Regions from separate parts of the Homo sapiens genome. Here region 2 is linked to region 1. The links are chromatin contacts, found by Hi-C or POLR2A ChIA-PET in ENCODE. All regions are on one chromosome and are shown on one strand. The core of a region is the stretch at or near the end of the contact, and the rest is flanking DNA. Distances in the headings are between cores, read along the strand shown. Region 1 has its middle 53 kb from the start of TIPARP-AS1. Region 2 overlaps LINC00886 (long intergenic non-protein coding RNA 886).

The links. Hi-C counts contacts between places; a loop is a spot of excess contacts on that map. ChIA-PET counts read pairs that join two places held with the same protein, here RNA polymerase II (POLR2A). Pooled maps may share reads with other maps.
Region 2: a loop to region 1 is called in a map of mammary epithelial cell, with 3 times the contacts of the local background. The contact joins two enhancer-like sites. A Hi-C loop is called at or near these places in 1 of 168 maps with a recorded cell type or tissue (mammary epithelial cell) and 4 of 50 pooled maps. POLR2A ChIA-PET finds 5 or more read pairs at or near these places in 2 of 52 experiments (MCF 10A and activated CD4-positive, alpha-beta T cell).

Annotation. Positions count from the first base shown.
Region 1 is chr3:156,726,322-156,731,292 of GRCh38, reverse strand. No RefSeq gene overlaps it. Among named protein-coding and RNA genes, the nearest start is that of TIPARP-AS1, 53 kb to the right of the region's middle. Within about 2 kb of position 2,917, at least 3 of the 41 ENCODE cell types and tissues checked have a DNase peak (open chromatin) inside an H3K27ac peak, as active enhancers do; they include mammary epithelial cell, where a contact is called at or near this core.
Region 2 is chr3:156,786,323-156,791,293 of GRCh38, reverse strand. All of the region lies in intron 1 of LINC00886 (long intergenic non-protein coding RNA 886), which reads left to right. Among named protein-coding and RNA genes, the nearest start is that of LINC00886, 28 kb to the left of the region's middle. RefSeq lists an enhancer at 2,870-2,939. Within about 2 kb of position 2,958, at least 5 of the 41 ENCODE cell types and tissues checked have a DNase peak (open chromatin) inside an H3K27ac peak, as active enhancers do; they include mammary epithelial cell, where a contact is called at or near this core.

The DNA of each region.
Region 1 (4,971 bases), core at 1,668-4,167:
TATTGCCCAGGTTGGAGTGCAGTGGCTCTTCACAGGCACAATCATAGCAAAATACAGTCTTAAACTCCTGGCCTCAAATGGTCTCCCTACCTCAGCCTCCTGAAAAGTTAGGACTAGAGGTACAGGCTATTGTGCCCGGCCTGATAATTCTTAATAGTAGTTGAGTTGAATAAAGAAAAAAATTGTCTTTATATCACTTCAATTGGGTGTTCAGAGTCTTTAAAAAATTTTTATTTAAATGCTTTCAAACATACATAAAAATATAGAAAATAGCATAATAGCCCTTCTCATAGTTATTCCCTAGCTCCTACAATTATCAACACATTGCTCTGCCTTCTTGTAATTCTGTTTAATTTTTTTAAGTGGTAAGAAATATAATAATTTCTATGGTAACCTATGCTTAGTATTTTTTAAACCTTCTAAAAGATAATACCACCTTTTTGGGGAAGGAAAAAAATACACTAGGAAAACCCCGTGTAAGTCAGCACTTATCCCTGACAAATGGATAAGCAGTAATGACTTTTTCCCAAAGTTCTAACTGTACAAAATTCATCCCAATGCAGTCCCATAGGTCTGTGTGGTGTATCTACAAACAAGTCCACTGCCTGGGCCAGATAGTTCCTAACAGCTGTGGTAACATGCTATCAGTGGTATTGGAAGGTTAAGTCCAACAGATGTGTTTTCACGAAAAGCAAAGGAACCTTGCTGGTCTGAGCACAGGAACAGTGTGATACTGGAAAAACCACACAGCAGAGTCACATCCAACATGTCCTTCTAGCCATTGCACATCGTGTGCAGAAACCTACGTGTCCAAGAAGCTCCTGTCGGAGTGAAGAAAGCACTGTGAGGCTGAAATCCTGGGCCTGGTGTGCTGGGTCAAAAGTTTGCCATTTGAGAGTATGAAGCACATTCATTTGTGACTTCTCCATTCCCAAAAGACCTCGCAGGTGTTAGCATGTTGACAAGCTGACATGTGGTCCTTGTGTTTGGCCGTTTCTAAGGCTCGTTGCTCTTAAATCATCACTCTAATATACTAACAACCCCAGTGAGAACTTACAGCTCCCAATGTTTGTTTGTTCATAAGTTAACTGTTGAATAAAAAATGGATCAGTTTCACAAAGAATGACCAGAGCCCATACAAACAAAATTTGAAAAGGAAGGGAAAAAACACACAACCACCAATGTAGTTCAGAGTTCATCTCTGCTGACTGTTCAGAATTGAAGTCAGGATTCATCATCATCTAGTTCTTATTCTATGAATCCAGGGCAAAAGATGGCTCCTCTGGAGGGGAGTGTGCTGTTAGGAATGGCATGTTGCAGCAGGTTCTGAGGCACCCACTGAAGTCTCAGGAAGTCTGGGATTGAGAGAAAGAAGGCACAAGGGCTCAAGTCCATGGCAGCAGTGATTGGTTTTGTTGTCTTGTTCTTACTGTGTGGAATTTGCCAGGAAACCTTGCAGCCAGACACCTTGTCCTGAGAAGGCTGTGCAGCACCTGGTCCCTCTGCCATGTCCCTGTGCCTTCCAGGTGCTCTAAAGGGATGGCTTTCCCATAGTGAAGGCAATGAGGGCAGCTTACTGTGAAACTAACTCAGAGCACTGCTTGCCACATACTCACATTCCTGCCGGGTCACTTGCCTGCCTGCCCAACTCCCTCTCTGGACGCTGATAATCCCCCAAACAGTGCCCTGTGACCACAAAGTGATGGGACTGATCTCCCAGAGCCAGATCTGGAACTCTGTCTTGTTACTTTTCAGTCACTCTAGGCATGTGATGCACTTTGAACATCTTAGAGGACAGAGAGGTCAAAAAGGTGTCCATTTTTACTTCAACTACTAAAACCTGTTAATCCTGATTAGAAGAGGGGGAGAGAAGGGAGTAAGGACAAGAAGAAAAAGAAGAAAAGGAATGAAGGCAGGAAGGGTTGGTGGACAGTTGGCTACTAGTCACAGATAAGCAAGAGGTCTGGCTCCTAATTTATATTAGCTTAAACCCAAAACATTTCCTCCTTTGCTAGGATGCTCTACCTTTCTTAAGATAAGCTTTACATTATTTCTGAGGGGAGGAGGGATAACAAGTTGATTTAAAAAGTTTTCCTTTAAACTGTGGAAACAAGAAGTCCTTAGCAATGCCACGTCTTGCCCTGACATTCTTCAAAGCTCTTTATGTTTTAGCCTCATGTTGAATTCACTTTTACAATTTTTGTTGCTATAATAACAACATGGCTTTCTTTCACTCCTTCAATTTTCAAGTTGCTTTATTCACTATAAATCATCTCATCAAAATATCTAGGTTTTTCCCATGTGAAGAAAAACATTGGGAAAAATGGGGGATAGAAATTTAACCATTAAATTCCACCTCTCCCCCAACTCTGTCAGCAGCCGCCAGGACCAAACACAGTGCATCTTCCATGCCCTACTTAGCACAACAGACACCACCATCTCAAATTATTTGCTGGGGGCAATTCAGGCTTCCACCTGAAGAACCTGGATAAGTGCCCACAGCCGCTGGCTGCCCATGGCCTCTCAGAAAATAAATGCCTTCCAGGGTAACTTTCTGTTCTTTCTGTGTGAATGAAACTCACCAGTCCCGGAAACTGTTTACACACATTTGGTAGGTCATTCCTCCCTTAAAGGGATGTGAATAAAAAGCCAGAGAAAAGGGCTCTTTCTCTCCCAAAGTTTGCTGATTGTCTCTCTCCTGGGCCACCTGACTCCCCTTAGCCTTGTGCCTTTGTACAGCTGGTGTTGACATCAGGTTAATTACACGGTCCTGTGTTTACACGTGGGTCTCCTGAAAGGCTAGCAGCAAGTTAGCTGTGCGGAGGCAAGTTGCAAAGCTCATTTCATTGACTTGCCCTTACGTCTGAAATGGACTTTTCCAATAGTGACTGGTGAATGATTCACAGGCATCCCTAGGAGACAAGCACATAGCATCATCCCTACTTTGTCAACAAAGAAATGGGCCAAAGTGGGAGCTGCTGGTCCAGGGGTGCACAACAAGTGTCTCAGCAACAGGGTCAAGTGCTACTCTTGAGGCTAGGCTCACATTCATCTGCTCCCACCCTGGGTGGCTCTACTGCCTCTGGACAACACATACTCTTGGGGTATCTTGCAAGCTTGACAGGGAGAAAACATTAATATACATATGAAAAATGAAGCACTGGTTGAGGGCTAGCCCCTTAGCTCTCTAAAGGCTCTAGCTCTGTATCAGAACGACTGTGGGCCAGCCTTTCGTGCCATATGCAAATGAAGCTTCTTGAAGGCAGGAAATGATGATGTTTTCTTGGCTGCTCTATCCCCAGGGCCTAGACCCATGCATGGCTCAGGTCAGTAGGGACTCAATAAGTACTAGATGAGTGATGAATGAACCTTGACTACATTATGTTAGCCACTGGGGATAACAGCTGGGCCTTGCCTTGTTGGTACCCCTGAGAACCCTGCACTCCTCTTACCCACCTCAGTGAGAAAGGACATTTAAAAAGGCTTGTGACTGACTGTCTCTGAAGAAATCACAGAAGATCTGATCATCTGTGATTTCTTCAGAGACAGTCAGTCACAAGCCTATTTATAGCCATTCATAGAATGGCCTCTATGCCACAGACAAAGTACAAATATATAGAGGTCAGATGATTTGTTCACACTCCCTCAGCTAGGACAAAATCTCAGATCTCCTGACTTGATACCCCACACTGGGTTTTAAAATACAGTTTTGCCTCAGGGTTAGGCTATAGCTATAGCCACGCTGGCTGTCCACAGGTCCTGGACTGAACAGTTATGCAGAAGATTTAGAAACTACAGAGAAAGCCCTATCCTTACCATTGTGCCCTCAGCCCTGGAAAACTGAGTCGACACACAGGTTGCTATGAGATATCATTTGAAGGGCAGACATTGTGAAGACTAAGCCAGTCTTGGCAAAATGAGCATTTGTAAGGGGCAACTCAATTAGAGGGTATTTTGTTTCAGAAACAATCTTGGTGGTTCATATGAGTGGGAATCTAACAGTGCTCCCCATTTCACATGCTAGGAAGTATGTGTTTCTCTCCTCCTCTTTCTTCAGGAAACTTAATTGTAGGAAAATTCTTATTTTCTGGATAGAAAATCCAAGGCAGGCAGATAGATATTTGACAACTTCCATGGAAATATATTGGGGAATCTTACTTATGGCAGAATTCTAGCATTACCTCTTTTCAGAGTCTTGTACATTTCTTAAATCCAAATGTGTAGCTCATTTTTCTGTGAAGGGTATTTTACAAAAGAGCTAGGGAAAATATACTAAGTGAAAAAGTATCAACCCTTTGGATCAACTTTGGTCCTTATATCTTAGAAATCAGGTGATTCAAACAAACCCCAAAATGCCTCTGGTCACTCCCAATTCTACATTGTCTTTTCTTCCAAGCTTTGGAGAGGGCAGCTGTTCAAGTGCCCAGGTCTAGAGGGGTCAGAACTTGGTACAGCCCTTAGAGTGAGGGTCCTGTGTGACAATCAGGCCCTTTTGCTAAGTGTTAAATATTAATATTTGGAAGTTTCTACTTGTAGAGCCTGAGCCTGAGAAGAAACCACTTGGCAGACTTGGAGTTCTCCTAAACCAAGTGCTGCTGGTTTGTCCTACACAGGATCACCCAGTCCCACCACATTCTTCCACAAAGTCAGAAGTTCACTTAGATGGCTGGGCTCACTGAGATTATAGCAGAAAACTCTATGAAAGGCTACTAAGAATAAATTTCCTGGAGGTGGTACGTCTGACTAGAAGAAGAACCTCATTTGTCAGAAGAACCTGACAAAGGAGGCTGTCTTTAGACAGTGCAGGGATGGCTGCTTTCTCCTCTGTCTTCAAGTCTGGATGACCATGCCCAGGAGTGTCTTCTCTATAGGGATGATTAGGAGCAGCATTTCAGATGGAAGTGGGTGCCAGCTGGACCTTGAAGCCATGCTTTCGTAGCACTTCATATAAGCTTAAGAAAACACCAATTG
Region 2 (4,971 bases), core at 1,709-4,208, 60 kb before region 1:
GAATTTCCCTTGAAGGAACTCAAGATTTTCCTTTATTTCCATGCTTGGAGCGCATGGTGAGAGGTGCCCAGCAGACTCTTAAGAGGGTTCCTGCTCTGTCTTAGTTGGATAAGGCCCACCTATGTGTTTCATTCAGACTTAGTAAAACTCAAATTAGTTGACAATGTTTAAAAATTGAGAAATTTTGGAAAGCTTGGAATTATATACACTCTGAAAAAGATCAGAATAGACCCACATTTTGGGGTGGCAGAAAGCTCATTGAGAAAGAAAGCAGCTGTCCCTTAACATCAGGTGTAGACACCAACATGATATGATGCTCAACTTGTTCGGATATTTCACTTGTTTCTGTTAACTCTGTGTTGGAATTTCAATATGCAAACTCAAGATTGTATTACCTCTGAGGTACCTTCCAACTCTACATATCTGTGATTTTGGATAAACATGTTTTACCTGTCTACTCAAACTTAATGTTCTTCAAGGGCAGTGCCTGGTGCTTCTCCTTTGCTTCTCAGGTTATAGTGCTGGTCATAAAGCAGGTGCTTAGTACTTGTTTGTTTAGAATTAAATTTAGTTATATCCACAAATATGTAATAAAAAACAAGTACTACCTAATAAAAATTTATTACAGATGTTTCGTTGGCTTTTTTAAAGAAAGACATCCTATCAAAATGGAATTAAAATACTAACGCAGCATTTATATCATATGGAAATCTAACTCTAGACAGATATCAACCAAATGAAGTTTCATTTAGGCAACAGAAAAGAAATGTAGTCCTTTAGTCTCCTTTCTCTGTAACTCCCATTAATTGTTTATTGTAGTTATGCATGCATATCAAGAGCAGAATGTACTCCAGGGATGGAAAAAATATTGCTATTTGTTCTCCCAAATAGTGATCATATGTTCAACAGCTGGGACTTACTGAGATCTGCATTTATTTCAATACCAATAACTACCTTTTCTGTATTCCCAGAAAACCACAAAATATTTGGCATGGTTTGGGCCCACTATATCTAATTTAAAAAAACTCATTGTTCTTTTGCAATGATTGATTAACTTTTAAAGAGAACACATTTCACTGAGATAGTTTACATGGATTAACAGCAATAGCTAAAAGATTCCACACCCAAGTTGGGCCATGTCTGGGACACCAAAGTGAATGGAAGTCTTGGGTTCATGACTGAGGGCAGACTTACCACCAGTGTTGTCAAAGCCTATAGTCTGAACACTTTCTTCTCTGTCTTTCCATTTTCTATTATAAAGAGTACTCAGAAATTACCTAAGTATTTAATTTCAAAAAAAATTGCATTTCTCAAAAACTCTGTAAAATAACAAAGGACATAGCTGATACCAGAATAAATCTTTTTTGTGAAGTTTGGATAACTGAGATTTGAAAAACATTTTAGAAATTTACATTTATTTAGAACATTATATTTTAAAGAATTAAAACACAAGCTGGTTAGAAATTTTAACATTTACAATAAAACAATTTGGATATTTTTAATCTCTAATTTTTTTATTATTTCTGCAGGGATTGAAGTGTACTTTTATGCTATCTGTAAAAAAAATGCTTAATAAGTAAATAAACATTTTAAGTAATAGTTGAAAAACATTTACTTACCAGAGAAAATAATTTGTTTTCCAACACTTCAGTTTTCTTTTATTTATAAAACACTCTATTCAAAATGAAGGTATGTTAGTCAGGGTTCCCTAGAGGTACAGAATTAATAGGATATATATAATGGGTAGTCTAGTAAGTATTAACTTACACAATTACGAAGTCCCACAATAGGCTTGTCTGCAAGCTTGAGGAGCAAGGGGAGCCAGTCCGAGTCTTAAAACTGAAGAACTTGGAGTCCCATGCTTGAGGGCAGGAAACATCGAGCACAGGAGAAAGATGCAGGCTAGAAGGCTAGGCCAGTCTTGCATTTTCACGTTTTTCTGCCTGCTTTATATTCAGTGGCAGCTGATTAGATTGTGCCCACCAGATTAATGGTGGGTCTGCCTTCCCCAGCCCACTGACTGTTGCCAAATGTTAATCTCCTTTGGCAACACCCTCACAGACACATCTAGGATCAATACTTTGCATCCTTCGATCCAATCAAGTTGACAGTCAGTATTAACCATCATAGAAAGCAAGACAAGAACTTCTTAGATATGCTAATCATTTTTATCTATTTACTAAGTCTGGGCCCGAACTGCCAGCACTTGTTAGTCATTTTCTGGTTACTGTATGTCCTTGAAACTAATAAAACTGCATTTCCTTTGAATGCAGTTGGTCCAGATCGTAACTTTTCCCATATGTATTTATTTTTGGGGTTTGGATCATTTTCATCTTCCATTGATTTTCAAACTATTGCAAATTACACAGTTTACATGTTAAAGAGATCAAGTTGTATAGTAGAAGAAATCTTTCTGCAAGCTATGTGACATTAACCTTGCTGAGCTTTAGTAACCTTGCTCATTTGTAAAATGGAGATAATAATAGTACCTATTTCCTAGGAATGTAGAGGAGATGAATAGAGATAAGGCAAGCATTCTGCTAGTAAACAAGGTCCACATTATCACCATCATTCCCAATATGTTTTGAAGATTCTATGTAATTAACTATGCATTTTCTAATTTATACTGAATTATTCTCATTTTGCAGATGAAGACACAGGTTCAGAGAATTAGGAAGCTTGCTCAAGATCATACATGTTGAAGAACCAGCCTCCTCAGCTGCTTCTGATTGTAAACTAGCTGTGATCAGGGCACCACTCTGTTACAAAAGCAGTCTTAGAAATTAACCAGCACAAAGATCATCCATGACTAGTGAGTGCAGTTCTGAGACTGGTTTTCATATATGCCTGTAGGATCAGTCTCACTATTTTGAGGTTGTACCCTGGGCAGGGAACATGAGTCATTGCCTACCCATCCACTCCTCCACACTCTGACTGTCTCTGTTATGAATTAAGTCCTAAGAATTCTTATCTCATTACTCCCCATGGGGTTTCAGCAGCAGTCATCTCTGACTTGTATTTTCACCCTGCTAGTTAATTGCTTTCTTAGACTTTTCTATTCTGCTGTTCGATGGTAGCTCAGCAAGTGACTTTTCATCATTATAGAATAGGAAAAAATTGTTTGGGTTGTGGATTGGTTTACAGATGCTGCACTTTCCAATTCCTACCACACCATGACCCTGTAACCTGCTGGGAAGATGTAGCCCTAAGTGCAAAAGAAGCTCCCCACAAAATGTTATTTTCCTAGGTCCTTTTCCCAACCACATGGAGCAGATAAATGGAAGGAGAGGCATGTTGGTGGTGGTGATGATGGTGGTACAATTTTCCCTCAGTATCCACAGGGAATTGGTTCTAGGAAGCACCTCCCCAACACCAAAATCTGCGATGCTCAAGTCCCTTATGTAAAATAATATAGTGTTTGCATATAATCGACCCATATACTCCCATATACTTTAAATCATCTCTAGTTTACTTATAATGCCTAATACAATGTAAGTGCTATGTAAGTAGTTGTTATACTGTATTTTTTTACTTGTATTGTTGCATTGTTATTTTTTATTTTTCAAATATTTTCCATCAGTGGTTGGTTGAAACCATGGATGTGGCACTTGTGGATATGGAAGACCGCCTATAATAGTAACAATTATGGTAGTAGTAATGCTGGTGATGGTGTTGGTAACAGTGGTGGTGAGTAACGGTGTTGGAGAAATTTTTTCCACTCACGTGGAACCTCGCACCAGTCTACTCTCTGATAATTTGGATGTATCTCATAAATGGTATCTCAGTTTTCTTCAAGTTGTATATAGGTCTTCATATTTTTTTTTCTTTTAAAGTTTAAAACATCTACCATTCGGTCTAAAATAAATGCTTTTAATTTAAGGCCAGGGAATTCCACACCCTGACCAAGCTTAACTCACAGATCCTGTAAGTGCTTTCTGAGGCCCAACAAAGTGGGTTTCAAGATAACACAACTGCCCTGCCTGGTAGCAGAAGGTGTTTTAAGTGTGCCATGTGTCTGGCCTCAGAAGAGGCAAGCCACAGCACAGAGCAGGATAAGCCTTTGTGGGGCCTCAGAAAGCACTTACAGGATCTGTGAGTTAAGCTTGGTCAGGGTGTGGAACAGAATTTCCTGGGCTCTTTTAAGGTATGGTCTGGTCTTGCAGTCTATACTCTCAGGCTCTCTGTAGCCTCCTTCCTTTATCAGTGAAATGGAGGAATGCAACTCTGGACCTCTACTTCTCCTTTCTCTCCTAAGGGGCCAGAGACTGCCTAAACCCCACACAATAAAACTCACAGATCCCTCTGGGAGGCTGAGGCAGGTGGATCACCTGAGGTGAGGAGTTTGAGACCAGCCTGACCACCATGGTGAAACCCCATCTCTACTAAAAAATACAAAAATTAGCCGGGCATGGTGGCAGGCGCCTGTAATCCCAGCTACTCGGGAGGCTGAGGCAGGAGAATTGCTTGAACCCAGGAGGCGGAGGTTGCAGTGAGCTGAGATCACGCCGTTGCACTCCAGCAACGGGCGACAGAGCAAGACTCCATCTCAAAAAATAAATAAATAAATAAATAAACACCTCACAGATCCTTTGCTCGAGGTGTGGTTAAAAGAACAAAATTATTATAATTACTAGGCGAAACTTTAGTCACTCTGCATCACATCTTCCCCTACATGTGCACCCATGTGCGTGTCTGTTTCCAAGAAAAGGTGACTGTGGAAATAGGAAAAGACTTCTGCTGAAATGCTGAATGTTATACTGTTTTCTTGGGCCCATCTTAATAATCATCTACAAAGCTGCAATTTTGGCAATATGAGCTGGCGGCCTGACCTAACATCATTGTACTTTGGATCACTGAAGTGTCTCCTCACATGCCAAAACCTGCTGCACTTTCTTCCTACTTCGTTGCGGCCTTCATCAACCTTGTCCACCTCTTTCAGTCACCTGAGTCTCTACGTGCACTGTTCAGTAT